Regions from separate parts of the Homo sapiens genome. Here region 2 is linked to region 1. A link is an interaction called in ENCODE POLR2A ChIA-PET data of the cell type or tissue named here. Cell type or tissue: CD4-positive, alpha-beta T cell. All regions are shown on one strand. Links, peaks and the distances in the headings refer to the core of each region. The heading gives the core; the rest is flanking DNA.

Evidence for each region. ChIA-PET counts read pairs that join two places held together with the same protein. Peaks named below come from ENCODE experiments on the same cell type or tissue, not always from the same donor. Only the 100,000 strongest peaks of a DNase experiment are listed, where the experiment ranks them.
Region 2: POLR2A ChIA-PET joins it to region 1 with 14 read pairs; 11 of 35 experiments call an interaction of 5 or more read pairs at or near these places.

Annotation. Positions count from the first base shown.
Region 1 is chr5:170,258,540-170,273,303 of GRCh38, forward strand. It overlaps LCP2 (lymphocyte cytosolic protein 2), which reads right to left. Exons shown (of 21, transcript NM_005565.5): 7 at 12,180-12,378; 8 at 9,846-9,943; 9 at 8,470-8,536; 10 at 8,269-8,352; 11 at 4,428-4,453; 12 at 4,303-4,322; 13 at 4,096-4,203; 14 at 2,568-2,598; 15 at 327-339. Among named protein-coding and RNA genes, the nearest start is that of LCP2, 32 kb to the right of the region's middle. In CD4-positive, alpha-beta T cell, for the core only: no CTCF peak of the experiment used is centred there; DNase peaks (open chromatin) are centred at 3,692 and 8,432; H3K4me3 peaks cover 589 bases; H3K27ac peaks cover 2,822 bases.
Region 2 is chr5:170,305,672-170,322,584 of GRCh38, forward strand. LOC100128059 (a long non-coding RNA gene) reads right to left here and starts at 7,045. Exons shown (of 2, transcript NR_147701.1): 1 at 6,868-7,045; 2 at 3,030-5,033. RefSeq lists an enhancer at 6,965-7,014. In CD4-positive, alpha-beta T cell, for the core only: no CTCF peak of the experiment used is centred there; DNase peaks (open chromatin) are centred at 7,230 and 7,850; H3K4me3 peaks cover 525 bases; H3K27ac peaks cover 2,107 bases.

The DNA.
Region 1 (14,764 bases), core at 607-8,606:
CAGTTACTGATTCTTTACCCACGTGTGTTAGAAGACATAAATGTGAGAAATGTTTCCATCAAACCATGCATGCAATTTTACATTTTGTGATACAATTAAATAATCTGCACTGTTACACATGAATTTAGTCTTCTTCGGTAATCTAACCAAGTAATCCATTTTACGATAGTTATGCAGTATGCCAATTGACATAAGTCTACTTAATACTAATTTAAGACTTATAATTGATTCTATGGGGTTCCTGTACTAAACAATTCCACTTGAATGCCTGAGCAGGAAAATGAAAGAATGAGTTATAGGCTGTAAGAATGTGTTTCCGAACATACCATCATCTTCATCCTGGGAAGGGGAAGAAAAAAAAAGATATTAAGCTATCATCAAAATACAATTCTTAAAATAAAAACTGCATTTCTCAATCAAATAAATCAAATAGGTATCTGTTTCTTTCTCTGGCAGTTATACATCTTCATAATAAATATACTGTGGAGAATAATAGAAGTTGCTAAGTGTTTTACAATTTCTTAATACAAACAGTCATCTAAGGGCATTCCAGTATGAGACTCTCCTCATATACTCAGCATGAAATAGATTCTGAGGTGCCTAAAAGGGCCCAAAGATGTAATAATATTGACAATATCTACAATGTGTCCAAAAGATTCATACACAAGATTTCATTCAGTTCCCCTAGTGACCCCCCAAAAATTTAACATCCTCATTTTACAAAAGCATGATGCTGAGGAAGCTTCCTTAGCTTGCCAGGAGTTGCAGAGATGGATTCAACCCCAAATATGTCTGACCAAAGCTCAGTCTTCTTTTTGGCTCTCTTTTGCAATGGCCACTCTTCTTAAGATCAATAAGACCATATTTATACGGTGGCTTACAAGGTTCATCTACAACCCTCACCATTTTTATCTTCAGAGCAACCTTGGGAAATTAGACAAGGGAGGGGCTATTTTCTCTTCCACTCAGATAAGAAATGAGGTTCAAAGAGAAAAAATGATGTTGCCACCAACTAGTAGACCAAAAGGGCCAGCTTGAACTTGTTTGGTTAGGCCAGATCTGTAATGATGAAACAGCATCTTTCTCAAAGTGTTGTTAGAAGGATTAAATTAGCTACTACTTGTGTCTGGCTTATGTTAAGTGCTCTTTAATAAAAGTTTGCCATCATCAATCCTATCACACACTGAGAGAAGGCGAAAAAGGCCACAGTCAAAATCATTCATCCCAGTTGGCCAACTGGGAGTCCCAGCAAAGAGCTGCATAAATAAACACACATGGGCTCATAAACCCCACACAACAAAATCACTTTTCAATACTTTTGCAAGTATATTCCCTCTGGTTCCAGAAAACACAACTCCCAGATTCTCATGAGCACAAGTGTCAATCCTTCCAGAGACAGGGAACCTGGAATGTGATGTTATCCTCACTGTCCAGCCTTACCTCTGCCTTGTTCCTATCTCTGCAGCCAAGCCACTGTTCTCACTGTCCCTGCAGCCTCCGTGGGCACTGGTATCCACCTGCTCAGGACACTCCTGAGGGGAATCCCCATGGGCTTTCTTTAAGAATGACTCTATTCTGTGTCCTCCCTATCATTGAATGACCAGCATAAATCTCACCTCCTCTAGGAAGTCACTGCTGGCTCCTTGAGCCACATGGCACACTTTCTTCCCTCAGCCCCACAGAGCATCCCGTGATTGCATGCTGTCTGGCATGAGGGGTTGTGAGTGTGCCTGCCTCCATAAGATCTCAGCACTTCATCGGAACAAGCACAGCATCTAGCACAGAGCTGCAAAAATAGCAGGCGCTTTTGGGCTGAGCCCTTGAATGACAGCAGGGGTCTGATGGCCTTCAGAGGGCTTATGGTGTAGAGAAACTCAGCAGATCTGGGTTCAGATCCTGGCTCTTTATAAGCATGCAATTTGCAAAGAGTATCTTATTCCTTCTGAGCCTCAATTTCCTCTCCGTAAAAGAGAAAAGATGTTTCCTTATGGGTTCATTATACTCATATGTAAAGCGAGAAATACTCAACTATCCTGGTTTTCCTAGGATGGAGATAGTTCTTGGGACAGGGGACTTTTCAGTGCTAAAACTGACAGCATCCCTCGCAAACAGGGACAACTGGTCATATTTAACTGGCATGGCAATGTGCATATGGTAAGCATTCAAGAAATGCTATTTCCCCTCTTTTTCAGGTTGTGGAAGTATTGAAAAGGAAAACAGTAGCCTTGGAAATTTAGGCATGGTCCAAACTTCTGGCCTTCCCTTACTTTATCCTCTTTTTCTCCTTGTGCCCTGTAATTACCGGCCCCTGGTAATGGAGCTGCAATTAAGCCAGCCACTCTGGGAGCTCTTAGAGGGACATGAGCTAAACAACACAGCATGATGGGCTCCAGACAATGACCAAGGCCCAAAGACAGAGGCACCAGCCCTTAAGAGACGAGACCCCTGGGTGCAGGACCTGCTCCAGGTTCTGGGCCAAGGCCAAGGTGGATGGAGTCCCAACCTCCTAAGAGCCTATGCTTCTTTTCCCTGTATCAAGCACTTACAAACTGACATTTTGTACTTACATTCTCTCTTCTGTCTGGTCCCCATCCATGCCTGAAATGAATTAGGGCAAATAAAAAGAACTGAGCATGAAGAGTTTCAAAGAGCCAGCCTTAGAATACAGTTTTGCTTCATTGAATAATGAGAAATCGAACCCACTGAGCCTAGGGAAGATGGGAAGCAACAGACCCCCACAGAGCAGGGGAGAGGGGGTGGAAGGGAGATCTGGTTACTCCATGTTCTGCCATCATTGCAAGCTGAGCTAGGCAAACCTTTGTTCTGCATAACTAATGCAGCAAATAATTATGTGTGTGTGTGTGTGTGTATATATATATATATACACACTCTATATGTATATGTACACACACACTATATGTATATACACACACACACACACACACATGTGGTTTAGTCAGCAAACTAACTCTTTAGTAGCTATTAAATTTTACTGAGCTGTTGTTTTTCCCAAGAAATGAAAACATTTTAGGTAATATTCTCCCTTGCTCTTGCTTTAAAACAGCCCTCTCAGGGCCCACCTTGGTGTAAAGAGAAGACAATTAGAAAATGTTGCTGCTTTGGGACTATTCCAAAGGGGGCTTGGTACACTTTGCCCAGATGAATGAGCTAGTCAAACAGACTTGGGGACAGCTGCCTTAGGGCTGCGACAGGCATCTGCACTGCCTGGGCCGTATAATGTCCTCTCTGGGGAGAAGGGGAAGAGCTGGACAATTTGTTGAACACCTCCTGTGTGTCAGACGCTTCACACATCATCATCTCATTCTGTGTTTATTTAAAATTTTGGAATTTTGTTCCTTATGAGTTTGCTGCATTTATTTTGATTTTTTAAAAACATTACTCTAAAATGTTATCAAACTCCATTACTGAGGAGGTTTTTTGGCACACTTTAGCCCTGGTCCTAATTTAATCCTCACAACAGCCAAGCAAGGGTGATAGTTATGACCCCTGATTCACAAATGAGATGGAAGCTTTGGTTGTATTCTTTGCAAGTAGCAAGGTTGGCCTTAACCCCAGGTACATGCGCGCCATTTGGTAAATAGGCTGAAAACTACTTCACAGCAAAGTTAAAAATACTAAGGCAGAGCTCAGTATTCTGCAATTATCAAATGTGGTTGAGCAGTAAGGAAGACACTTGCGGTGACCTGAAAAACCTCCCCCAACCATTTCCTGTCTGCTACCTGTATTGAAAAATAAAATGGTGAGTACAGTTCCTATGCACTGTGAAGGCTTTGCTATAACGAGGTTGGAAAACTCAATGAAATATTTGACTGGAATCTCTAAAAACAGCAGTCACCCCTTACTCTTGATTAGATGTCACTCTACTCATTTCTCAGTAGAGTCCATTTCCTTCAAAGAGACCCTGATCCTTCATAGCCAACCTGTGAAGCCTGAACATCCCTCAAGCCACAGCAAGAAAAGGCCCACCCTGCCCGGGAGCACCGAGGAGCCTCGGTTCCCACTGCAGAGTCAGCACAGGGCAGCCTGTCTGCCGGCCACTGTGAGTGACAAGCTCAAGCAACACCAGACAATTACTTTGGCACAGGTGGCTTCTTCCCTGGCAGGGGGCTGCTCCTTTCATGTCTTTCCGTGGTCGGTGGTAAAGGAGGCTTTTGAATCTTGGGTAAATGCTCCCCGAGTGACCTGTGGAGTTCAGGAAAAGGATGTGTAAGAAACAAACTTTGCCGAGGCAGAGTTCTACAGAACGTCCCATGTACCCTCATGTAGATGCAACAGTCTTACCTTCCCGCTGGAATCGAGGGCTGCAAGACAGGAGGAAAAATGTATGAGTGTCCAAGCACTTTTCAAAGAATAAGGACAAGATGTGAAACAAACAAACACAACCAAAAAACAAGTTCACAGCTTACCTTGTCAGAAAATGGTGGTTTCTTTCCTGTAAATGACAGAGAGCAGATGGGCCATGAGTTCAGAACTTCATAAGCATGAGGTTTAAAAACACAGTTTGATGAAACTATGAGTCTGAACCCTCTTGGGGGTTGATGGGGTTTAAGCATTAAAGAATCAGAAACTTCAGACTAGGAAGGGTCCGTTAGAGACCACCAAATTTTATAAGCTCAGAGAAATTAAATGGCTTGACCATTTAATTTGAAGGTCACACAGCTTTGTGTACATACAAGTAGTGTTGTGGATTCTGTGCTTTTTTTAAATAAAATCACATTTTCTTTTATATAACTGATGATCAAAAGGATTAATGTTTCCTTGGGATTTTATGCCTCTTTAATTGGCCAAAGTATTTCTTCTGCAGCCTAAGTTTTATTTTTATATCTGAAATAAATCCACTTGCCACGGAGAGGGTAACTTTTATCCAATTCTGTGAAACACTTGATATTAAATGAAGCACTCCACTTAGTTTCTGAAGAAACTTTTCACTTGGGGAGAGCATTTCAGGAGACTCTCCTGGTATGCTGCAAATCTTTTTTGTCTGCTTGTTTTTAGTTAGTATTGTTTGTTTTGCTTTTCTTCTAGAACGGATGATATTCAGGCTCCCTGAAGAAATGCCAGGTGTACTTGATAATTGTGCATCACAAAGTTATTCAAAGTAATTTAATTTGTATTCTATCTAAAGTCCCCTAGAATAAATATGCCCTTTGTCTTCAATGTGATGAAAATATTACTAACAAAATTCAACCAGGTCTAGAAGCAAATCCCACATGACCAAGAACAAGTTATTTAAGGTTTTTGAATCCCAATGTTATCATCTCAAAATGAAGATTATAGACTAAAACTCTATAGGTTTGCCATAAGAATTGGGTGACAATTTGCATGCAGGATCAGGCACTTGATTGTGAAAGTTGGTCATACAAATTGGGAATTTTATCACCTCCAAGGAAAACAGAGTCGAGAAGCCAGAGGGAAAAGCACTCAGGACACATAACATTGCTCCAGAAATGTGATTCTATGTGAGGTTGGCTGTTGTAACCTGAAACCAGTTTCATCTAGTAGTTGCTGAAATAATCTGCTGCAACTCGAAGATTAATTTTGCCCTCTGCCATTGCTCACCAATCAAAACTTGCCAGCCCCCAGAACCGATGAACTTTCTCAAGGAGCGATATTGTAACACTTCTCCTTTTTATAAAACCTCCAATCTTCTTTTTGTTCTTCAGACATACTGAAGACCCTGAAGACCAATTGCCCCAAATTGCAATTCTTTCTTCCTAAATAAAACAAATTTAGAGATTTTCTTCTACGTTTTTATTTTGACTTTGATATGGTCCATGTGGGCTGACAATTGTTAGTTAACTCGCCTTTCTTTCCCTTCCTTCCACACCCAGGCACAGTTAGTGCCCTATGGCGAATGGTGATATTATCTCCCTGGAGTTGTATTTTCACAACGTGATTTATTCTTTAAGGACCAAGTACATGCCAGGCCCATGATAAGAATATTGCCTCACTGTGAAGAGCTTACTGACACTGAGTGTGGTGGCTCATGCCTGCTGGGAGGCCAAGACAGGAGAATCACTTGAGGCCAGGAGTTCAAGATCAGCCTGGTGAACACAGGGAAATCCCAGTCTCTACAGTATATTTAAAAATTAGCCAGGCATGGGGACATGCACCTGTAACCTCAGCCCCTTGGGAGGCTGGAGAAGAAGGATTGCTTGACCCGAGGAGTTTGAGGCCGTAACGAGCTATGATGCTGTCACTGCACTCCAGCCTAGGTGACAGAGTGAGACCCTGACTCAAAAAAAACTAAAAATAAAAAAATAAAAATAAAAAGGAGCTTGCTGGTAATGGGGAGAGTTTTGACGGTATAAAAGATGCTTATAAAAGTTTGGTTTGGGGTGGAACCTCTACTTTAGAGGGGCACCCAGGAAACTTAAATTTATATTCTTTGGCCTGAATAAGTATTTCAAAATTTGCCTTTTTTTTTTTTTTTTTTTTTTTTTTTGAGACAGAGTCTCGCTCTGTCGCCCAGGCTGGAGTGCAGTGGCATGATCTCAGCTCACTGCAAGCTCTGCCTCCCAGGTTCACGCCATTCTCCTGCCTCAGCCTCTTGAGTAGCTGGGACTGCAGGTGCCCACCACCATGCCTGGTTAATTTTTTGTATTTTTAATAGAGACGGGGTTTCACCGTGTTAGCCAGGATGGTCTCCATCTCCTGACGTTGTGATCTGCCCGCCTCAGCCTCCCAAAGTGCTGGGATTACAGGCATGAGCCACCATGCCCAGCAAAATTTGCCAATTTTTGCATATTCTCTGAGCATGTTAAAAGTCTCAGGTGGGGTGTAAACATTTTAAGAAGACAGTAATCCTTCCAAAACATCACAGAAAACGGACTAATTCAAGGGTAAAACAGAAATTGTCAGAAAAGTGTGTCATTTAAAAATGCTTTTAAATATAGAAAAAAAGAATATTTTAAAAGAATAACTTTTGTGTCAGGAGGTGATTGCGAAGGATTTGATGTCAGTGTTCCACTTTTCTGATGTCTCGGCTCGTGGTAGTGAGCAGGGTTGGAATCTGAAGTCAAATCTATCTTCATTTCCATGTAATTATACAGCTCTCTACAGCAGACAATTCCAAGCCAAACCAGCCAGCACAGCTTTGCATGACACAGCAGAGCTGTGATGTAGTTCGGGGAAAGAGCAGCGAGCAGCAGCCTCATATCCAAGAACTGAAAGTCATTTTGTTGACAGACAAAAAGGGATTGAGGCCACAGAAAGCTAAATGCCTTGCTCAGAGCATAGCCAAGAAAGGGGTGGGGGCAGCTGGGATTCTGGGCTCCTTTCCGTTCAGTTGCAGAGTTCCTTCCTCAGACTCATGTAGTTCACAGCAAGTTAAAACCCAGGGTCCTCAACTGCAGCCTGATATGGTGGAAAAGAGCCCCCACTTAGAAGTCAGAAAGACAAGTGTTCGAATTTAGGCAAATTTAGGCAAATTATTCAACTTCTTTGACCCTTAATTTTATCATCTGAGAAGTGAGGTTAAAAATGCACCTCCTTTGTTGAGTTGCTGTGAGGATTAGAGATACTGTAGGTGTATTTGTGGTAGGTAGAGCACTTGCCCCATAGCAGTTGCTCAATAAATGGTAGCTAAGAATTGAATTGAAAATAGCTGCACGTGAAGGTAACTGCAATCCAAGAATATTCTGCGTAAATTGTGAAGAAAAAGCACTGTGGTATACCCAATGTTTGGTCAATTGCATACCTAAAACAAAAACATCCCTGACATTTGAATAGCACCTTAGGGATTTATAAAGCATTTTCTATGTACAGAACATCCACCTTACAGATTAGGAGACTGAGCTCTGAAAAACTAACATCCCTGTGGTCTGTGAGCTATTAAGTAGCAGGCAAGGCAGCAGACAACAGCTCCCCCAACCCTTTTGTCTCAATTCAGGTCCTCTCTCTGTACCCTAAAGCCTCTTGGCTGAAGGACAATGGGATTTGTATACACAGATCATCCACATCACATAGAGAAGCAGCACAGCCCCCAGAAGCTGCAAGCAGGAGCTTTCTAATGAGGCTGATATGGGCTTTGGTCGCTACTCCCAACACTTGGTAGCTGTGTGATCTTGGGAAGGTACCTCTTTGTGTCTCCGTTTCCTTATCTGTAAAATGAGGATGATTCTACTAGTCTCCACTTCCTAGTATTGTGGCCATAGTTAAATGAGATGGTACATGTGAAACGTATGCAGGAAGCACTTTATAACAGCTTATCATTATTACTATGCATTAAATGTGAATCATACCCACCTAGTGTGAAGGGTTCTCTATCAAACGGAGCTAATGAACGATCTAGGGGAGGTTTCGTGCTTCTGTCTATTGAAGGAGCAGGGACTGGAAGGGGAAAAGGCTGACATCAATTAAAAGAAGAAAGCAGTCGGCTGGGGGTTGGGCGGGGCTAGGGGAGTGCCTGGTGGGAACAGGGCAAGAGAGAGCAGCCCTTGTACTCACGCTTTGCCGTTTTGTGGTTTCTGCTTCTGCTGGGTTCTTCGTGGTTGGTCTGGGGTGGGGGCAGTGGCTGCATAAAGATCCAAACGTTAGGAAGCACTTCCAATACATCAGCAAGAGCCGGCACTCCCAAAACCTGTCTGGATCTGCTCACTTTTCCTCATCTTCATGTTCTGCCTACAAACATCCATGTCCATTTCTTCACTGAACTACCGCAGTAGCCTCCTATCTGAGCTCCCTGTTCTAGACTCTGCCACGCAAGCTCTTTTCTGCAGGCAGCAGAGTGAGCATGTCACTTTCCTGCTAAGCCTCCTATCACATTAGAAACAAAATTGAAACTCGTTAATGTCCTGCGAGGCCCTGCCTGAGCTGGCCCATGTCTGCCCTCTCAACTCTTTCCTGTGATCCCTTCTCAGTACTCATGGGGTCCCTACCATAGAATCTTCTTGCAGTTCCTGGAAAATCTCAAGGTTATGCCCTCTTTGGCATCCCTACACTTGTTTCCTTCTGCCTAGAACGTTCTTCTCCCGGCTCTTCCCACAACTGGCTCATTCTGTCCCAGGTCCTTGTCACCTCCCCCCCCCATACCGTCATGTTACCTGGTCTTCCGTCCCCCGAACCACACATAACTACTCAAATGATCTCTTTCAGACATCTGTCTACCGTCTGATAACTAGCCCTAGTTGAGTTTTATGAAAGCAGGGACCTTATTTATCTTGTTCACACTTTATCCCCAACGCCTAGAACTCTGCTTGGCACATAGTAGCTGCTCAGACAATATTTGCTGATTAAATAAGTGAATCCTGCATCTCAAAAGAAGGTCTTCAAATCTCAAAAGCAATATACATCTGTAGATAAACTTGTGAAGGGAACACATTCCTAACTATCAAGTCCTTAGTCTGAGCTTCTCAGGGTCACTCTGGGAACTTATCAGATTCACAAGGACCGGGCTGTATGCTCGAAGAAGGAGAAAACGGGGTTTGCTACCTCTGTCTCCTCCGGTCTGAAGGCTCCTGTCCTTGGAATTTCAGGTGTCGGCCAGAAGGTGGCGCAAGTCTTTTTGCAGGAGAGAGGAAGGCTCGGTACCCAGGCAACACCAGTAGGTGCCACGGACTTAATTCGGTTCTCTTTGGGTTTATTTTACAGTTTTCACTTCTCTCAAATAGTGGGAAGTAAATAAAAACCACCAGTATTTTACCCCAAAAAAGAAACACGTGTGAATGCTTGGGTTTGCCTTTCCCCAGCCGAGGGAAAAGATTATAATCTTTTCTTACAAAATTAGAATGAGATAAAGATGTTTATAGTTTTATTTTTCTCTCTGGCGGAGGAAATAACTGCAGTGGACACCAAGTACTGTAAAAGAACGGGAGGAGGCCTACCGAGTGATTCCGGCCGGCTGGTGGGGGCGGGAGGGCGGCCATCGGTCTCTGGGGGGGCACAGGAGGCTGCTGGGGGGTTTTCCCAGAGGGGGGCCGGTCTGTGGAAACACAAGGTTATTAAAGTGAAAGGGGAGTATCGGCCAAGCTCAGGGGTCTCCAGGAACAGATATGCAGCTCGGGGCACCGGGGGTGCATGATCCTTGACCCCCAGGCCCACATGAGCCCCAGCCACGGGGAGACCCAGCCTGGATCTCACCCACCCCTCCCTGCCCATTTTTTCTGTCCTAGTTTGTGTCACTCTCCTTATACACAGGCTCAGCTTTCTTTGCATTTCACAGGAATAGGTATTTATCAGAGATTTTGCCAATCAAGAAAGGCCTCTTTGTAACCAGCTCAGCCAGAACTGGAAGGGAGGATTTTCAGACAATTTTGTAAGAAGTAAACATACGCATACCTCTGTATGCAGACACACAGATATACACATGTGCACACATGCATGCACACACATGCATATATATGCACACACCTGCATACACAGAGACACGAGTGCACACAGACACACACACATGCCAAAAATCTCACAGGCACACCCAGCTGCCTGTGCAGGGTGAAGTCAGCTCTCACTGCCATAGGGATCTTGTTCTGTCTGCCCTTCCTTCCCCTCTCCAGTGTCCTGGGCTATCTCCTCCCTGACACTTCCTCATTTTGCTCATCTCTTCCCATAAAGGGAGGAGCTGATCACCAACTTCTGTTACCAGACCACAGACTCTTAAGTGGAAGCTAGATTTGCCTCGAGCAGAAACTCACATTATCTGGGCAGAAACTCACATTATCCACATCTCCACGGAAGTGTCCCTAGGCCAGGTTGACAGGCTGGCAATTTCCTACCCCTTTGACAGGGAAAGGCCAGGACAAGACCATCAAGCAAGAGGGGTGAGTGGGTAGGGCCTCCTTACGCTTTGTGCCCTGGGTGCCTCTCTTGCCCGACTCTAGTCCCAGCCTTGGGGAGGTGCAGCTCTTCCACAGGGAAAAGGGTAGGAGCAAGGCCCAGCCTGATCTAATTCCACCCTGCTCCACCCGCACTGGCCATCTCTCAGCTTCTCTAATAGGCCATGCTCCTTTGAGCCTCAGGGCCTTTGCACAGCCATTTCTACTGCTCCAAATGTTCTTCCCTTACCACATCCATTTCCACTTGGCCAACTTGTATTTATCCTTTAACCTTGGTTTAATATCACAGCTTAAAGATACACCCTCAGGCAAACGCTCCAGCCTCATCTGTGCTTGTCTTCGTGCCTCTGTATCACGGTTTCACCAAGTAACCTCATGGCTCATTTGTTGGAGGGTGCGTCACCTGCCAGACTGTCAGTCCCTTGGCGAGGGCTGTCTTATTCACTCTGTATCTTAATGACTGGCACACACAAGGCACTCAACAACTGACTCATCCATTGCTTTTCCGGACCTCCACTTCCCTGTATATGAAACAGACTTGATCATGGTTGTCCTTATTACACAGATGTTTAAAAACCACCATGAGATATTGAGACAGCATTTTGTGAAAGGGCTTTAAAATGGAAATGGGTTATACCGCATAAAGGATTAAATGGTATTCGTTTTTTGTGGTACTGACCTTCAATTTTCAGCGTACTCTCTGAAAGTATATTATTTAAGAATATATTTGTTTATTTTCTGTCAACACCACTACTAGAATGTAAGCCCCAGGAGGCAGGGGCTATTTCTTCTTTCCTGATCATTTCTAAGCACTGAGAATGGGGCCTGGGCTCCCAGCAGATCAACAATGTTTGTTGAATGAATGGAGAGAGAAGTGGGCTAAAAGGACAGATAGACAATAAAAATCGTAAACACCATCTAATATTTTTTAAAGTTATAGTCAAACCCTACTCAATATCTTCATGTTTATTCTAGCATAATAATGCCATGTAACTATAATTTGGTCAAAAGATGGGGAGGAACAGGAAAGTACTCTTGGAGTACCTGAGTAAACTGCAGAATGAGTTGAAACTGCCAAATAGCCTTAGGTGGTAGTTCAATGCTGATATCAGCCACCATAGGCAAGAATTGGTTGCAGTCTTAGTAGTCCTCACAGGAAACCTATGTGGTCTGTACATTTATTATCCTATTTCACAGATGAGGAAATTGAGGCCCAGAGAGACAGAGTTACTTGTACAAAGCCACATAGCTGTTAAGAAGCCGAGCAGATATCGAGACCCAGAGCTTTCTGCTACATGGGCAAGCTGGGGCATCAGCCTTCCATGCAGCAGTGGCGAGCTTGCCTTTGGGCTGCTCGGGCCAGAAAATCCGGAAACGGGCCCTTACCGATGTACATGGAGTTGGAGTTGGGGAAAGGCTTGGCAGGCAGGATGGAGTTCTGCAGAGCTTCCTCGTCATTGGAGGGTGGCGGCTCATAATCCGCGTCATCTTCCACGGGTGCCTCTTCCTCCTCATTGGGGGACTCATAGTCTCCATCATCCTCCCCATCCTGGTCATCATTGGGACTTTCATAATCGTCTTCTTCCTGCCCACACAGTGATAGGGACAGTGCAGTTTGTAGAGGCTCTGTGGCCCTCGATGTGCCTGTGCCTACTCTCTCCCTGCCAAGCCTCACAACAGTATAACCCGGGACCAGGCAGCCTGAAGATGGTTACTCCCATTTTACAGATGAGGAATCTGAGGTCAGGGAGCACTGTACCACAGGGGCAGCAAGTCATGGACTTGAGACCTTGGTGAAGGTCTTCGGACCACCTTTTTACACAACACCTTTCTGCACAACAGAGAGAGAAGAAAGGGGAAGGATGCTGGAATAGAAGGTACCGGAATAGGCTCTGTCTTGAGTAAACACATTTTTTGCTCCAGGCATCACCATGAGAAAGACTAAAGGCCTGGAGCATTTGTGATGATACTAGTTAATTGCCATTTCTGTTCAAGGGTGCCTGTGCTCAAAAAATGTCCTCTCATTATAACCTGGTGCAGCGTTGAAGGCCCGGCTAAGGGGAAAAACAGATAAACAAAGCCTGTTAAGTGGAAGGCAGATTAAGTTGTGTCGAGGAGGGGACCGTCAGAGGCTGTGCTGTTCTTTTTGCTGAAAGTTGAGTGTATCAACACATCCATTATTCATGAAATCTGACACTGAGTTTGAAGCTGTTCTCTTGGAAAGAATCTCTAAATTTTAGATTTTTTATTGTATTTTATTTTTGCTTCTTCTTGGATCTCAGGGAAAGTAAGCCCGAGGTGCTGGATGCTTGCCTTTGAAGCAGTCCATGAAGGTGAATGAGCATCAGAATGACCTCCCAAGCAAAGGCGGCACCATCAGCAGCAGTGATGAGCGCTCATCATGGTCATGCCAAAGTCCAGGGGGTGAGTCAATGAGCCCAGACCTCAACACTCAAGGGCAGTGTGGGAAAAAGCAATGGGAAGTGGCCACTTTTTGAGGAAAGAAATGTTCCAGTGTCCTAGAAATCCTGACAGCTTTGGGTGGCCTCAGGCAGACTGTCTTTACGTTGTTCTGTTGAGAGAGTCCTGTGTTTGTTTTTGACTTGAGGAATATTAAAAACATCAACAACAGAGGGGCAAAGTGAGCATTGGGTGCCTTCCCAACTCCAAAAAAAGACTTTGTCCTGCCCTGTCAGGGTTCTTATAACTTTAGGAGCAGGTGGGCAGAGCCCCAGAGGAATGCTGCTTCAGATCAAGAGCCTCAGCATGGAGGTCCGCAGGCACGTGGCCTCCCTCCAGGCTGCTGACCCTTTCCTCACCCTGTCTACCCTAGGCCCATCATTCCTGACTTTACACCAGCTCTTTACCCCATCAACCTTTCTCAAATGACAGAATTTTCCTCTCTGCTTCTAGAACAATTATTTTCTCCCAATCATTTGGCTCCTAAATTTGTATGCATGATGTTGTTGCTAATTATATTCTGCCATATGTGTGTTAAAGTAAATTAAAATGGAGACCAGGCCTGAAGAATCCCTGAGCAGACAAAACCAGTTGGGCCTCATCAGTGACCTAAACCTTACTTGATTTGCAGCATAAGCAAAAGTTAACTTGGGCTATTTCTTGTAAATGCCTGTATTAAAGAAAAACAGAACTTAAGCCCAACCAATCAGAAGTAGCCAGCCAACTCATAATTATATAACTAGGAGCTTTCCAGCAAGATAGACTAAATGAGATCGGTTATAACTGTAACCCATCAAATATTTTCTTTTTTTTTTTTTTTTTTTTTTTTTTTTTTTGAGATGGAGTCTCTCTCTGTCACCAGGCTGGAGTAGTGCAATGGTGCAATCTCGGCTTACTGCAACCTCCACCTCCCGGGTTCAAGCAATTCTCCTGCCTCAGCCGCCCAAGTAGCTGGGACTACAGGCACGCACCACCACGCCCAGCTAATTTTTGTATTTTTTAGTAGAGATGGGGTTTCACCATGTTGACCAGGATGGTCTCGATCTCTTGATCTTGTGATCTGCCCGCCTTGGCCTCCCAAAGTGTTGGGATTACAAGTGTAAGCCACCGCACCCGGTTCAAATATTTTCTTTGTATTACATCTACATTCACTTTATAAATGCTTGTCCCTCATCCTTCTTCAGCAAAGCCTCCTTCTGGTTTGGTGCTGCCTGATTCATGAATCACTGTTTGCTCAAATAAACTCCTTAAAAAAAAAAAAAAATTGCATTGTGCCTCAGTTTACCTTTTTAAAATGGGGTATCCATACTGTAAAATGCTTATGATTGGGTCCTTTATCTCCACTCATTTCCCAGTATGCCCTTGCAAAGAGCTGGGCACATAACGGAGCTGCCAAGCTCTATAGCCACTAGTGAATGGAAGCCCTCAGTTTACAGAGAGGATCGAAGACTAGCCTCAGGCACAGCACAAGAGAGGCTGCATGGCAAGGATTCTGCCTCTGTGAGTAAACA
Region 2 (16,913 bases), core at 3,823-11,822, 50 kb after region 1:
CAGAAACTCCAAATGTAACTCAGGTGGGGATAGTTTGAGCACATGCCAATAGCTTATGTTCCCTGAGCCCAGCAACTTTTCATTCCCAGCTGTTTCATGAGGCCTCTTCAGAGCATTGCCTTATCCTGCCCTTACTGGAACTGGAGGGTCCACTTTATCTTTAAACCAAGGTGACTGCATAGGCTCATAGCTCTAAATTAAATGTGTGACTAGCCAGCAGAAGTGCCAGATTCTTACAAACAGACTTGCCCTGTTTCATCCCCCTCAGCCCTGCCATTGTTCTTTGCTATCTACTATAGCGTTTCAGGCCATCTCTTGTGCTCCCTGACGGCCAGGCTTGTGATTTAGGTAGTCTGTCCTAAACAACTGAAGGCCAGAATTTCACAAAACTGCAGTGTCCCCTTAAGGAGGGCCTTTGTTCCTGTTCTGGGGGCTTCCTGTGTGAACCTGGATTCTCCGAGGGACTCAAGTCCATTCTGGAGATTTGGCAGAATGATCCTCCCTGGTCTAGCTTTTCTTCCCAAGTCCAACCCCTCAAAAGTTTCAAACTGCAGATATTTTTTTCTTTCTAGAGACAGAACCTACAGGAATCAAGACGCAGACTCTGGAGTCAGAATAACATGTTTGAATCCCAACTCTGTTACACTCCTGCTGTGAGACCTTGTGCAACTTACTTCTCTGTCCCACAGTTGCCATGGGGGTATGGGAAAAGCTAAACAATAGCATGGATCTCATTGAGTGGTTGTGAGGATTCAGTGAAAGAGAATTAGAAGCATGGATCACAGCCCCTGGCACACTATAGATGGTGTCGTTGCTGGCAGTTTTCACTACTATGAACACGTCTGACTCATTCATCCCTCCCCAGGGACCAGCCCTGAGTAACAGTTGGTTCTCCACTGCTGTGCGTCCCTGGGTTGGAGATAACCTTGAGCTCCCCTCTCCTGTATCACATGTGGGTGTGCACCAGTGGCATGCAGTACTCTGTGATATTTCTGATGTAAACAGATAGCAAAAGTGTAGAGTTGGCTTTTCCTAATAGTTACAAGGAGGTGCTGCAAGCTCAAAGGCTGATAAGGCCAGGGGGAAATGCAAATGAATGAAGCACGTCTGATGGGATAACTGACCGCCTAATGCAACCTACTCTGGGCATTGTATGAGGGTGCAGTAAGGCAGGTGGGGCCTGGGGCAAACAGGGAGCAGCTCAATCCAAGATCATTGCTGCCATACTGTAATGGGGCACATTAGGCAAGAATTTGGGTCCTGTGTTGCCAGATCTTTGTTTAAGAAAAGGTAGAAAGCTAGATATTATGTTTTAAAAAAAATCAAAAAGAAAAATGTGGCAACTGTGGTAGGCAGAATATTGACCCCCCAGAGATGTCCACATCTTCATTTTCGAATCTGAATACGTTAAGTTACATGGAAAAGGGGAATTAAGGTTGCGGATGGATTCGAGGTTGCTAATCAGCTGGCCTTAAAATAGGGAGACAAGCCTAGAATATCTGGGTGGGTGCAGTGTAATCACAAGGGCCCTTAAAAGTGGAAGAGGGGAGGTGGGAGAAGGAAGCACCAGAGGAAGATATGACTATGGAAGCCAGGCACAGAGATGCAACATTGCTGATGTTAAAGATGAAGGCATGGAGCCACAAGCCAAGGTACGTGAGCGGCCTCTAGAACCGGGGAAAGCGAGGAAAGGGATTCTTTCCTGGAAACTTCAGAAAGCAACACGGCTTTTGACTTTAGCCCAGTGAGAATTGTTGCAGATTTTCGACCTCTGGAACTATAAGGTAATAAATTAGTGTTGTTTTAAAGTCACTAAATGTGTGGTAATTTGTTACAGCAGCAATAGAAAATGAATACATCACCTAACAACAAAAAAAAAAAGGACAAACCAACCACGTTTGTTGGCTGTAGAGCTGCTGAGAGCCTCTTGTGACTGAGAATCACTGAATGACAGGTACTATTTTTAAGGTGGAAGGACTTGAAAATCAGCACCCTGGACTCTATGACCTAGTCAGTGTCAGGGAGGGCCAAGATCACACAGCTGTGACTCATACTGGACAGGCCGAGTCCTAGAACAGCACACACACGGCTCTCCAGCCATTGAGGGAAGGCAAATGGAGGTGAAGTAATAGTGGTAAGTTCCTGCCAACGCAGAGTTCACGTCATAAGCACGTGAAACTTACGTAAACACAACTGCACGTGGCTGGAGGGAGAACGAAACAGGAGCTTAAGTAGTGTGGGCTGTTTTGCCTGCTGTTCTATTCAAGAAACAAAGGAATGCCCCAGGGTAAGCTCAAGAAGGCCAGCTGTAGGTGCTGCCTGTTGAGCTAAACCCTGTCCAAGCATAACTTCCTTCCAGACATGGGCGTACATGGTCCCGGGCCCTTTACCTGCCATTGCTGTCAACTCCATGGCCTGCTTCCCAGACGGATGCTCCTGTTTCACAAGCCAGCTGCATTTCTTTTTCTTTTCTCTTCCTTTTTCCTTATTATTATTATTATTATTTTTTTCTTTTTGGCACATGTAATTTTGGAAGCATCGTTCAGTTTCCCCAGGAAGCTCTGCACTGAGTGACGACAGGAACAAGTATGCCTTCATTGAGCACTGCCTATGTCACCGGTGTTCTGGGCCTTGGCGCCTGGATTGCTTTACACACACAGGGTGCTAATTAAGACTGTGGCATGCCTAGAGTTGAATCTCTGGTGAATGGAACCAGATACTTGTCATTGTGGAGGGACAAAGGCCTTTAAAGGGACTTAGTTCCAAAGTGGCAGCCCCTGGGTGTCTTCTAGCTAGGGGCTTTCCATTTGGTCCGCAGTGCTCCTCGCTGTTCCCACTCCCCCAAAATCACTTTGAAAGCATTTAGCTGGGACATCTTCTCTTCTGTTCAGCTTACCCTCAGTCCTCCCCATGATCTTGTATCACCCCGCTTCACTTAGCTACAGTTCCCGCCTAGCCCTTGAGAGAGAGTTTGAGTTTGTGAGAGTTTATCCTTATCCAAGTGCCACATTTAACTCAATTTACTTATTCATTCATTCATAATATATTTATTGAACACCTGCTATGTGCTAAAGAATGTAATGGGATTCAGGAGTGAACAAACATAAAGTCATCGATCTCATGGAGACTAATAATGATAATGTTATAATAATGGTGATGATGATGGTGATTAATGAGCATTGAGTATTTACTTTGTACCAGGGGTGTTTCCCTTACTGTAAAATGAGGAAACTAATGCATAGGCAAGTTTCATCCTTATGTGGCAGACAGAAATTAACAAAGGAGCAAATAAGAGGTGCGAGGGCTCTATGTACAATTTGGTAGCCACTAGCCTGGCTATTTAAATCTAAAGTCATGGAAATGCAATAAAATTCAAAATTCAGTTCCTTGGTCACACATATTTCAAATGCTCAACACTTACACATATCCAGTGGCAGTCACTTCGGGCAGTGCAGACACAGAACATTTTCATCATTGCAAAGTTCTACTGGGCAGCCCTGGTCTAGAGTGTTGTGGCTCATAATGGAAGCTCCAGGGTTTGAATCCTGATCTGACACTCACCAGATGGGAGACCTTGAGCAAATTTCTTAACCTCTCTCTATCTTGGGTTATTGATATATAAAATGTGGTCAATGGCAATACCAATCTCAAGGAGTTTGGGAGAAGATGAATTAATTCTAGGATGTTTAGAACAGTGTCCATCACATAATAAACATCTGATCCATTGATCATATCTACTATTATAAATATATAAAATGATGGGAGGTCATGATAAATGCTGTAAGGGAAAATAAAGCGAGGCGAGTGGTTGGATGTGACAGGGTCTTGCTTAGACGAAACAGTCAAGGGTGTCTTCTTGAGAGGGTGGCCTCTGAATAAAGTCAGGAAGCCAGACCTGTGGATAACTGGGGGAAGAACATCCAGGCAGAGGCCGTGAGCAAAGACCCCAAGGCTGGGTCTTGCTTGGCATGTCCCAGGTACAGCAGAGGCCAGTGTAGCTGGAAAGGAGCAAGTGAGGGAGAGAGGAGGCAGATGGGCTTGGAGAGATGCTAGAGGACCATGGTGAGGACTTGCACTGCATTGAATGTGGTGGGAGCACCTGGTGGGTTTTGAGCAGGGACGTGTTGGGGTCTGACTTATATTTTAGAGTCACCCTGGCTGGCCATGTGGGGCTAGAAGACCCCAGGGGAGGAGATGGAGGCTGGGAGGTCTGATAGAAGGCTGCTGCAGCCAGCAGGCCAGTGGAGACACCAAAAGAAGGGGCAGTGGGTAGGCTTTGCATTCAGGGCAGCTCTCACACTGGCTGTCCCCTCTGCCTGGAGCAGGCTTTGCCCAGATGTCCTCCTGGCTCACTCCCTCACCTCCTTATGTCTTGACTCAGAGGTCACCCTTCCAGATTAGACTGCCTGACCCCTTCTGTGCTTTCTGTTTTCTCCTTATTACAAATGAATCTGCACCATATTTCACTGATTGTGTTTGCTGCATGCATGAGGGCTCACATAAGGATGTGCTTTTTGTCCACTTTGTTCATTGCTGAATCACTAGCACTGACAGCTGTACCTGGCACAAACTGGGTGCTTAAGAAATATTCTTGAATCAAGGAATCAATAAATGAATGTTATAGAGAAAGCAGGAGAATAGATGATAATTGAGAAAACTGAAGCCCAGAGATGGGAAGTCACTGGCCCCATGTCACACAGCAGCAAATGCAGAACCGGTCCTGGAACTTCAGCCTCTCAGCCCCGGCCCTGTCCTCTCCTGTGCTTCTCACCACTTTATGTAAGTTTTTTCTTTATTTGTGGAGCTCTCAGCAGGCATTTTTCTCTCTGTGCTCAGTTGGCATTTTTCCCTTGAACCAGCTGTGTCTTCACTCTCTTCCCCATTTTCTCCAGAATATGTTCTTCTGTTTAACTGAATGTTCTCTTTTTCTGCAGGTCTGGCCCAACTGCAATATCCAGAGACTTTTCGGTGTCATATGAAAGAAAAGGAGCAGGAAGCCAAGATGCCCCACCTGGCTTCTACATCAGGGTGATCTGCATAGTAAGATGCAAAGACACTGACATATGCCTGGGGGTAACGAGGGCAGTGGGGGGAGGGAGCTAAGCCAAGATAAGCCTCCTCCCCACCAAACATAGGTGCTACTGAGCAATGATAGGGGGCATGCTGTCTGCTCTGGTACTTGCGTAGGGAATGCTCTGAGAAACCTCACTAAATCTGCCCTCTAGAGTAGAGCAACCTGGGAGCTCAGGCTTCCCTTTCCTCTGTGTGATGGGTTGGCGGTCCTTAGAGCCAGCCATTTCGTCCTGCTCCTTCTCTCCTCCCCTTCCTGACCAATAAAGATTGTGTGCTTCTGCCCAGTCAGCAGGGTGGGCTCTCACTCCATCCTGCCTCTGGTATGACAGCACAATTCCCCTCATTCTTTATAATCATTATAAAATAAAATAACTACCTTTTAGAATACTTATTTGATATGAGGCACTTTGCAAACCCACAGTCCTGCATATCCCATTTGACATATCAGGATGCTGGGCTTACAGGTTACCCCAGGGGTGGAGTTGGGCTCAATCCTAGGATTGTCTGCATCTGATTCTGAAGCTTGTTTTCTTTTCCCCTATACACAATCATTCATTCATTCATTCAGTAATTTTTAAATTGAGACATACTATGTACCAGCACCTGTTCTAAGCATTGGATTATGGTGATGAATGAGGCAGACAGGGTCCTTCCCACAAATAACTAACTCTATTCAAGCAGTGGGAGAAAAAGCAATGAATGGGAAATAAATGCACAAATCAAGTAATGTTGGATGGGACAACTGCTGTGGTCCCATTGAAACAAGCCCAGAGTGAGCCCAGTGTAGGGACTTCTTCATTGACTGGTTGGGAATTGAGTGACAATCGGTTGCTGCATGCTGATGGGTGCCAAATACAACCGTAAGGAAACACTCCCCTGGGAGGGAGGCGGGATCCAGGTTAGGAAAGAGCCTTGGATTGAGGCAGAGTGTCAGGAAGTGGGGAGGTACGCAGCTGACCTTGGAGAAAATCCCTGAGTGGTGCAGATCTCTTGAATCTCTGAGTGGCTCAGAGTCTTCCTGGAAATGCAGAAATCCCCATGCCACTTAGGGGCATCTTCATTCATCTCCAGCCCTCCTTTATTAAGTCATGTATACCATCTCCTCTCTTATGCTTAATGTCATGCCACTCTTCAATCCTTGTCCCTTCTTTCCCTCTGTGCCTGCTTGTGGTTTACTCCTGCTGACACCAAAGGCTGAGGAGGATGAAAGAACAATTCCAGCCCTGACAGACAGCAGTAGCAGCAACTACCTCTGGCTTCTCCTGGGGACTTTGCCAAGCCACACCTCTGTCTCTCCCTCCGCTGTCCCTCTGCAGCTGGTTCTTCCTCCCGCTGCACCCTCTCCACCCCTACCCACAGTCTCACACCCAGATTCTCCCTCTCTGCCCAGCCACCTTCAGATTGGAGGCTTGGTCAGACCTGACGCCTGGCTTTGAGTTTGCTTACCCTCCCTCCCCTGGGCTCCTGGATTCCAGATAGAATCTGGCTCTTCTCAGATTCTATCTGGTCAACTGACCAGGGTTCTGGGGCCCCACAATAGGACTCAGGGCCCTCAGACCCTATTGATCTGGTAAGTGACTGCAGAATCACCCTTATTCGTGAGCCACGAATGGAAGATTGCGAAAAGGCATCTTCCAGCATTATCCTGTTCCTTCTATGAGATTGTGCCAACGACCACTCCCTACTTCTCTTTTCTATCAATGCTGAGCATTATGTCCTTTGGAAAACTTCTCAGAACCTCCAAATATGGGTGAAGTGTCCCTCCTAAGTGCTTCCAGGGTGTGCTGTGCTTACCTTTCATATAGCACCATCTACACATGGCCATCTCGCTGCTCAGCTCTCCTACTAGAATATGGTCTCCTTGAAGGCAGGTCAGCGTGGTATCTCCATGATTAACAGGGTGCCTGGCACAAATGAATAAATGAGGCCGCTGCAGCCCTCCTGCCATGGACCCTGGGAAAGCAGAACACATGTTCATTTCCTTTTCTGACTCTCTAGGGCGTGAGAATCCTTCCAGATTGGGTGACTCTTCAACTTCCTCTTGGGGATCTGTAGGTGCAGCAAGGGTTGGAGAATCAGAAGCGCATGTGTTGAGAGCACCCTAGGATTGCTCAGTGACAAGCAGGGAAACCAGACTCCCTGTGACATCATCACTTTGGGGCATGCATGGCCTGGGGATTTCTGCATTTCCAGGAAGACTCTAAGACAGCCCTGTTTAGGATGTAGTGAATCACTAGCACTGTCTGGAGCTCTGAACTGCAGCAGAAGGCTGAGGTCTGTGAGACAGCCAGAAGAAGTGGGTGGGGGGAAGATGGTTTCATATAGATGCACCATCCAAATCCCTTCAAGTTGTCTGTGACCAACATTTCTTACTTTGAACAAAGTTATGGATTTTTTTCTACCTGTAAAAGTAAAACAGAGTCATCATGGAAACATAAATAAAATACAGGCAAGAAAAGGAATAATGAACATTAGACACTTAAAATGTTGGTATTTCCTTTCTTCAAGTAAAAAAATCTTTCTCACTGTCAAAATGAGAGTACCATCTTCATAGAATTCTTTATAACCTCTGTTAAAGGAAAACTTTAAATTTCCAAATTAAATTTAACAGAGTTTATTTGAGCAAAGAATGATTCACGAATCCACAGCACTCAGAACCAGAAGAGGTTCCGGGAGCCCAGGAGCATGAGCACTGAGCTTTTATAGGCTGAACATGGAAACAAAGCAGATAAATCACCTGATTGGCTACAGCTAGACATCTGTCTTATTTGGGCCTGGTGCGATGAATTGGTTGTCCGTGATTGGCTGAAACTCAGCTGTTTGTGATTGGCTGAAACCAGCTATTTGTTACCAAAAGTATTCTCCTAAGTTTCAGTTTGTTTATATACTAAGTTAGGGTGTAATTTGTTATGGAGGAATTCAAAGTGCGGAGGCTTCCTGCTTGTTTCATTTAATACCTCTTTGTGGTTTTTTAAATCCGTTTTCATATATGCAACATATTATGAATAGCTTTCCATGTGGCTGAATGTCATCTCAAAGCAGCTTTGAAACGGCTGCAGAGTGCTCCATGGTATGCAGGTACTAGAATTTATTTCAGTAATTCCCTATGGTTTAGATTGGTTCGAAATTTCATTATTATAACCCAGAAATGAGCATTCTTTTAGCTGACCCACTGCACACAGCCATGATTACTTCTTTAGGATAAATTGCCAGATGTCAGTTTGCTAGCTCAAGGATAGGAACTTCTGTAATTTTGCTACATCCCACTCCACTGTTCTCCACACAGTTTTCATTTTGGCTTCTGCCAGTTGGCCATGAGGGTATGTGTTGTCATTTTGTGACATTTCCTCGTGTCACAGCTGCCTTAGTGTCCTCTTAACCTGTTTTCCATGAAATGATGGATGGCAGGCCATGCAATTGGCTCCATTACCCACCTGAGAGAAGCCCCAGAGAAACCTCAATAAATCTGGCTCATACCAGGGGTGGCCAGTGTGAATATCAGTAGGACAGAACAATAAATGAAGAAATCCCATGCTGATCCTATTATACACAGCACAGAGATTAATAGACTCTGGGATCACACAGACCTTGATTTGAATACTGACCTTGACTTGGGCAAGATCTTGCTGAACCTCAGTTTTCTCAGCTGTGAAATGGAATCATACTGTCCCATCCTGATGAGGTTTAAATTGAATCGGGTGTCAAAAACTTATAGCATAGAGCAGGTACCCAGTGGGCCCTTGGGACACATTAGCCAGAATTGTTACTAAATAGGCACAATAATTTGAGCCAATGTAACAAACCTTTTGTTTAGTTGGGGTCCTTAAGAGACCTGTTAAACTGCTAAGAATGATTTCTAGCCAGTGTAACAATTGTGCCCAGGGGAAGAGATCCCCATATGAGTTAATTTCCTTAAATGTTTGCTATATTCTATGTTTCATAATTCAGTGTTTCTTAACATTCCCTGTGAAATTTTATTTGGTGTAACAGGGCTTATTTTCACAGAGCTTGTCCTACCAAGCCTTCTCTACGGCAAGGGAAAGGCAAACCCAGGCTTAGCCACCAGGGCAGAGGTTCCCTGGCTGGTGAGCTTAGGGAAAACACAAATCCTGGGGCTTCACTGAGTCCCCCTGGCTCAGATCTCCAGGCCACCCTGGGGATCCCAGGTGTCCGCACCATTAACAGACTCCTCAGGTAATTCTTAAGCTGGCTGGGCCTAAAACTGCAAACTGGTATTGGGCATGCCAGAAGGTAACCATAAATGGGCTATTTGGAGATTTCTAGGAAGAAGAATGACATTTTGTTTCATTCCATTCCATTTCATTTCATTCCATTAATACTAAAAATATTAACTAAAGCATCATTTCTACTATATATCCAGAAGAGAACATGGTCTTAGGTCTTTTAATAAATGAACTTCAGTTGCAAACTTTCTGCTGTGACGTTATATTTCTCTTTCCACCCTAGACCAGCCCCTAATGGGGCCATGAAGTCAGATTTTTGGTTCATGGTGTTGTCGGGGCAGCATAGCCCAGAATTCCACTTCCTTCCCTGAGGACACATTTATTCTGGTAGATGTGCTGTTTTCCATTTAAATGTCCTTTGGCAATAAAAGAGCTGGCTCCAACAGCAGACCACGGGGCTGGCTTTGTCGGCAGACACCACGTGTTCATGACTGGCAGCTTTGTCTGGAAGAGGGAGCTTTTAAAATGCAGTTCTATGCTGACTCTTTGGAGTCTTCCCAGGAAGATAACTGCTATTGCATTGCATGCTTAATTTAGAGCACCTATTTTTCCCTCTCCTTCAAGGTTTCTGTATATCTTCTCAGTTCATGAAATTAATTATTTGGGTACAATAATTGTACAAAGGCACTTTATCAGACACTTCGTATAAATTATTTCTCATTCTCAAGGCAACTTGGAAAGGTCAGTCTAGGGGTCAGCTGCTACTTTTGGTGATCAGGCATCACCCCCTCCTTCCTCTTAGTACGTTATGACAGTGGCAAGTGAGCATTACCTGTGGACCCCAAAGGAGTTCATTTCCTTAGAGCCAGCCATTCCTCAGTTAATCTGGTCTGTCAGACACTCTGTCCCAGGACACTGAGCCTTGAGCATGTGAAGGTGTGGGCTCTGCTGGGGGCTTGGCAGCCAGCACCTGTCTGTGTATCACCTGGCTCCTGCAGCGAGAACCTGCGGTGTGATTTCTGCAGCCTGGCCCTCTGAGATTCCATGGCTGCTGACCATTTTCCACTTTCCAAGACTGTTCACATTCCCAGCAATTCTGTGAGGCCCTGGCCTTCAAAGGTGTTCAATACATTCCTTTTTTTTTTTTTTTTTTTTTTTTGAGACAGAGTCTCACTCTGTCACCCAGCCTGGAGTGCAGTGGTGCCATTTCAGCTCACCGCAACCTCCACCTCTCGGGTTCAAGCAATTCTTCTGCCTCTGTCTCGCAAGTAGTTGGGATTACAGGCACACATTGCCACTTACGGCTTTTTTATCATTATTATTATTATTTATTTTTAGTAGAGATGCAGTTTTGCCATGTTGGCCAGGCTGGCCTTGAACTCCTGGTCTCAAGTGATTCACCCACCTCAGCCTCCCAAAGTGCTGGGTTTACAGGCGTGAGCCACTGTGCTGGGCCCCATTTGTTATTTAAGGGAGAGTCCGTTTCTGCTGTTTGTAACTAAGGACCTGTCTGATCTCTAGGAATTATTGACCCCAGTTTTCAGATAAAGAAGTTAAGCTTGAGGTTAGAGCTTTTGAGCAAAAACTCCTCTCCTAGAGAACTCAAGTATCCAGGAATACTCGGTCAAGGCTGGGCTGGACCAGGTCTGTAATCCTGATATTCAGAAAAGGGATGATTTCTCCTCTTTGGTTTGGTTTTCTCACTGAGGCCTGCACACCAGTTTATTTCCTGACTTGTGCATTCAACATGGGCAAATCCAGGTCAACAAAGACTGGCAGCTTATTCCTGAGTACAGTTCCACCAGGTATGGCACACAAAGTGATATGAGTTAGAACACAGATGGATATAGATGTTTTACAAATGTAAGTTTGCATAACACACACACACACATTGCTATGTGTTAGAAAAATACAATAAGCTCATCTAATTTATTATTTCATGTGTCTTATTGCTCAGAAAGAGGAAAAGATTTTATTGAAGTTGAGAAAAGAAATTGAATTAAAATAATATACTAAATAAACAAAAGTAACTGTGGCTCATCTTAGTTGGGCCAAAACCAGGATGGTGATGAATGGAGGTCTGAAATGGGAGAGTCCCCGCAGAGTAGGAAGAACCCTGAGGATAGTCTCAGCAGATTATGGCTCCAGATGTGTCAATGTAAAGGACGCATCTTCTTGGTACCATCTCTTTGGTTGAGATGAATCATCTTTAGGCTTTCACTTGCTATTGGTTGTCCATCCTTTATCTGCAAATATGAGTGAAACCAAGCCTGGGCGAGGGAGATAGGCTCTTTGCCCAGTGTCTAACGGGCAAGTGATGGGGGCAAGCTGAGTTTTTTCTGATTATTGAGAGGGAAGTCCTGGGAAGCCCACAATATATAAAATCAAGAGTTATGGTGAATGTTAACCCAAAGGCATAGGCAAGAGTGTGTTTCCAGGTGAAGCATTCCCTCCAGGAGTTGGAGAGGTTCAGATCAGAGTCACCTTTCTGTCTGTTCACTGTTTGCTTCCAGCGTTCAATAAGGTGGGAAAACTCCTTATTGCCCACCTACCGGGTGCCAGACACTGCTCCGAACTGGCACTGCAGGGTGGACAAGTGCCTAGTGTCTGTCCTCCAAAGCAAGAGAGATGGGTAATCTGTCCCATTTAGTTCTCTGGTGTGGATGCAATGGTACTGGTTAGCATATGAGCCAAAAGAGCAGGGGATGATCCTGACCTTACTGTGTGTGCAGAGTAAATGGGTTTGCAGAAGTAATGGTGGGGCGTGCGGGGGTTAGGGAGGCCTTACTTAAGCCAAGCAGGGATTTGCAAGCCTTCCCCATTTACTAGCTATTTGTTCTTTGGAGAAATTACATAATTTAACCATGCTTTTGTCTCCTTATCTGTAAATGGGAATAATAAGATCTTCATAGACTAAATTAGATAACCTATTACAAAGGAAAGGGCTCAATAATATCCCATTGAATGTATATACCATGCTTTCTTTATTCATCCATCAGTGGACATTTAGGTTGCTTCCACCTCTTGGCTGTTGTGAATAATGACACGGGAGTGCAGGTTATTCAGCCTTAAAAAAGAAAGAAATCCAGTCGTGGGCGACAACATGGATGAACCTTGAGGATATTATGCTAAGGAAATAAGCCAGTCACAGGACAAATACTGCATGATTCCATATATAGGAGGTACTTGCAGTAGTCAAGCTCATACAAGCAGAAAGCAGAATGGTGGTTGCCAGGAGCTGGGGAGGGAGAAAGGGGAGTTACTGTTCAATGGGTTCAGAGTTTCAGTTACACAGGATGAAAAAGTTCCACAGATCTGCTAGACAACGAAGTCCCTACAGCCAACAACACTGTCCCGTACGGTCAAAAATTTGTTAAGAAGTAGATCGTATGCTATGACCTTTTCACAATAAAGAAGAGAAAGAGCTTGAGCAGGCATGAATAGGTATACTTGTAGTAAATGTATAAAAACATAGGAGGAGGGCTGCCTTCCAATTTTTGGCAAGCATTCTTCTTCCAGAAGGGGAAGGAGAGTAATGGAATTGGGAAGGGAAAGACTCTGATGCATCTATAAATTTTATTTCTTAAAACAAAAGGGATCTGAAGCAAATGGCAAAATGTTGCCTTTGTTGAATCAGAATAAGGTATACATTGGGATTTACCACCTTTATTATGTTTGAAATATTTAATAATAACAATCAAGAATAAGACAGTGCTCAGCAAAGCAGCTTGGCATAGAGAAGGGTTCAAAATGTGGCGACTGAATAATGCAAACTAAAACACAGAGCCTGTGAAGAAGTCCAGAGCTAGAGAGAAAGTGCAGGCTTCTAGGAAAGCTCAGGCATCCGTGAGGCTGGAGTGGGTATGTGGGATCACAAACTGAGGTTGCGGAAGAAAGCCAGGGCCAGATCACAAATAGCTCCCATAAGCTGAGGCGCACCCTGCTAAGGCTAGCTTTAAGCCTGAAGCCTCACACCGTTGGTCTAGCATGGAATAAAATGAAGTCTCAGCTCCAAAGCCCATGTTACCATCAGGGGAGTCAAACGTGGCTCCAAGTCCACACAGCCCTATCACCTGGGAGGCTCCCTACAAGAAAGGCTCTGCCAGATGCCAGTGAGTCTGTGTTCCCTCTCTCTCTCTGTCTTCCTGCACATCACCTAGGAATGGCCAAGACTGGCCCTCCTTGGATAAGGAAGTAGAAAGCAATTGCTTTGATTAAATGAGCGAGGACACATAACAAGATTTTGTTACGTGTGTAATTTGAAGGCTTGAAGAAAAAAGCTGCCTTGCTTTGCATAGGGATTACTGGGGAAGCAAGAAGGTCTGTGGTTCTGCATGTGAGGTGGTAGATTCCAGAACCAGTGCCATCCCAAAGCCTCTGGGTCAGCTGTGAAGCAGCTGGGTCTGCGAACTCAAACAACGGTCACTCAGGACTCTAACAGTTTCCCAAAACACAACCGAGAAGGGTCACAATCCTGTCAGTTGAAGCAGAGGTTGGCGCCCAGCACTGCCTCTCAGGTTGGAGCCTCAGGGACAGCTTTGAAGCACTGTCAGCACTCCACCCACTTGAACCTGCCCTTCTCTGAGAGGTGGCAACCTCCGTGCTCCTGCCACAACCTTCTGTTTCCTGCTCCTGCTGTGCTCCACAATCACAACTGAGATGGGGGCTTGGGGCCCTGTGGCTGTGGTCCACTAGACTTCCAGTTCTCTGCAGCCTTACCCTCAAGAGGGGACAGGAAAATGCCTTGTCCCTAAGGTCTGTGGTCATTTTGATTGGAAGTTTCCTCCACCAAGAGAGAAGACTTTGAAAGAGCTTTTTGGGAAAAGGCCTGAGTTAGTAGATCTGTTAACAATTTCCCCCTGAATAACACAGGGAGTGGGTGTCTCTTCTCCTGAAGATAACTCCAGATCCTGACACCTGTGACTGTTACATATGTTGGGGATTGTATTCACATTGTAAGCTGCCATAATAAATTGTCACAAATTTAAGTTGTAGCTTAGAACAACTGCTCCACTCTCACATTTTTGGAGACTAGAAGCCTGAAATCAAGGTGTTGATCATGGCGGATCACACTTTCTCTGCAGGCTCTAGGGAAGAACCCTCCCTTGCCTGCTCCTAGCTTCTAGGGATTACCTTCAATCTCAGGCATTCCTTGGCTGGCAGGTGCACGACTCCAGTCTCTTCCTCTGTCTTCAAATGACCTCCTTCCCTGCATGTCTCTGTGACTCTGTATCTTAAAATCACCTTCTCCATATAGGCACACCAGCCATTGGAGTAAGGGCCCAGCCTAATCCAATATAACTTCAACTTAACTTGATTATATCTACAAAGACTCCATTTCCCAATAAGGATACATTCACAGGTGCTGGCGGGGGCATGAATTTTTGGAGGACACCATTTAACCCACTATAGGGACTTCTGGCTATTGGACACGGCAAGCCAAGGACAGCTTTCATGCAGCTGCTCACATCCCCTAGCTTTATTGAAAAAGGACCAACTCTACTGGTCTTCCCTTCAAGACACTTATAAACTTTATGGGGCCCCTGAGCATATCATGGATAGGGGAACTCTGAAAACTGTTGCAGAGAACAGACTTAAACTCTACTCTGTCCTGTGGGATTAGAAGATGTTGAGGAGCAGGGTATGACTAGTGCATTTGTGTCCTGGAGACAGATTGGAGCACATTACTATACCTAAAACTGAGCAGCGGAACTCGCTTTAATTATAAAAATTGATTCATCCTCCACTTCTTCCTGAGTATGTGACTACACAGCAAGTGATGACATGTCCAGTCTTATATGAGGGTAGGAAGAGCTTTGTGATGATGATCCAAAGTTGAACAGGACGCAGTTTCTGACCTCAAGGATTTAAAGTATAGTGAAGTGAAGGAAAGTAGTCAGTCCAAGTGTTCACCAGTGGAATCTGAGCAGGATGTGAAGTTTCAATGTCACTTGGTTAAAGGGAATTCCTTGCCTTAGACTTAGCCAACTTAGGAATACAGGGTAACTTTCTTACCCTGATTAAGAGTAACCAGACAAAAAATGCATACCTGACCCTTCACACTTAATGGTGAAAGAGTAAATGCCTTCCACCAGAGATTGGGACTAAGGGAAAGATGCCTGGTTTTACCATTCCTATTCAGCATCATACTGGGAAGTCCTCACCAGTGCAATAAGGTAAGAAAAAGAAGAGACATCCAGATTTAAAAGGAAGAATAAAAGAGTTCTTGTTCATTGACAATGTAATGGTCTACATAGAGAATCCCAAGGAATTCATTTTTTGGAAAGTCCTAGAAATAATAAATGAATATAGCAACATCAATGCATATAAGGTCAACATACAAAAATAAATTGTGTTTCAACTTAGGCATGAACAGTTGTAAACTGGTATTAAAAATAAAAATACCATTTCAAAAAGCTTCCAAGAAATGAAATGCTTAGGGAAAAATCTAACAAAACGTGTAGGATCTATATGCTGAAAACTACAAAACATTGATGAAAGATCCCCCAGAAGACCTAAGTAAATTGAGAGACATACTGTATAGACAAGCTGATTCTAAAGGTTTGCTTTTGCAAAGGACTTAGAGTAGCCAAAACAATTTTGGGGGAAACAAAGGGTAAACTTGAAAAAAAAATCATACTGCCTGATTTTAATATTTTTTACAAAGCTATAGTAATCAAGAGAATGTGATGTTGGTGACAAATCAGACACATAGATTAGGTTAACAAAGTAAAGAGTCTAGAAATAGATCCACATAAATATGGTCCATTGATATTTAATGAATGTGTAAAGGCAAATCATTGAAGAAGGGTAGTTGGTCAAAAATGTGGTCGAACAATTGGTTCAAATGTTTGGTTCATTGAACTAAGTATAAAAGTAGAACTATAAAACTTTTAGAAGAAAACATAAGAAAACTATTTTAGGCAAGAAGTTCTTAGACATGATACTAAACACACTATCCATAAAAGAAAAAAATGATAAACTAGACTTCACCAACATTTTTTTTTAAAATCTGCTGTATGAATACACTTGTAAGAGAACAAAGATACAAGCTACAAATTGAGAGAAAATATCTGCAAATCACATATCTGACAATATACCCAGGCAATACTGATTATGATCCTAAAAGATACTATTCTGAATGCCATAATCACAAATGTTGAAATTCCAAAAGTTCAAAATCCCTAAATTCAAAACTCCTTAATGTCTAAAAAAATCCCCATAATCAAAATCCCAAAGGATTAAAATTCCAAATGTTGAAAGCCTGAAATCCAAATTCTGGGGACGAAGTTGGTGCATTTTCAGTTGTATGCCACCTAATGTTAGTTGTGTCATGTTAGGCAGAACTATTACCTTATTATTATCTTTATTTGGAAATTAAGTATGGTTTAAGGAGATGCATATGGGTGCCAAGTTGATAAGGGATGGACTTGCAGACTTAATTTTAAGCGTCAGTTTGACTGGATTAAGGAATACCTGGAAACCAGGTAAAGCATTATTTTAAGTGTGTCTGTCAGGGTGTTTCCAGAGGAGACCAATAGTATGTGAGTTTCAGTGAACTAGGTGGGAAGGATCTGCTCTCAGTGTTGGTGGGCACCATCCCATAGGCCAGGGACCTGAAGAGAACACATACAGAAGGCGAATTGGTCTCTCCCT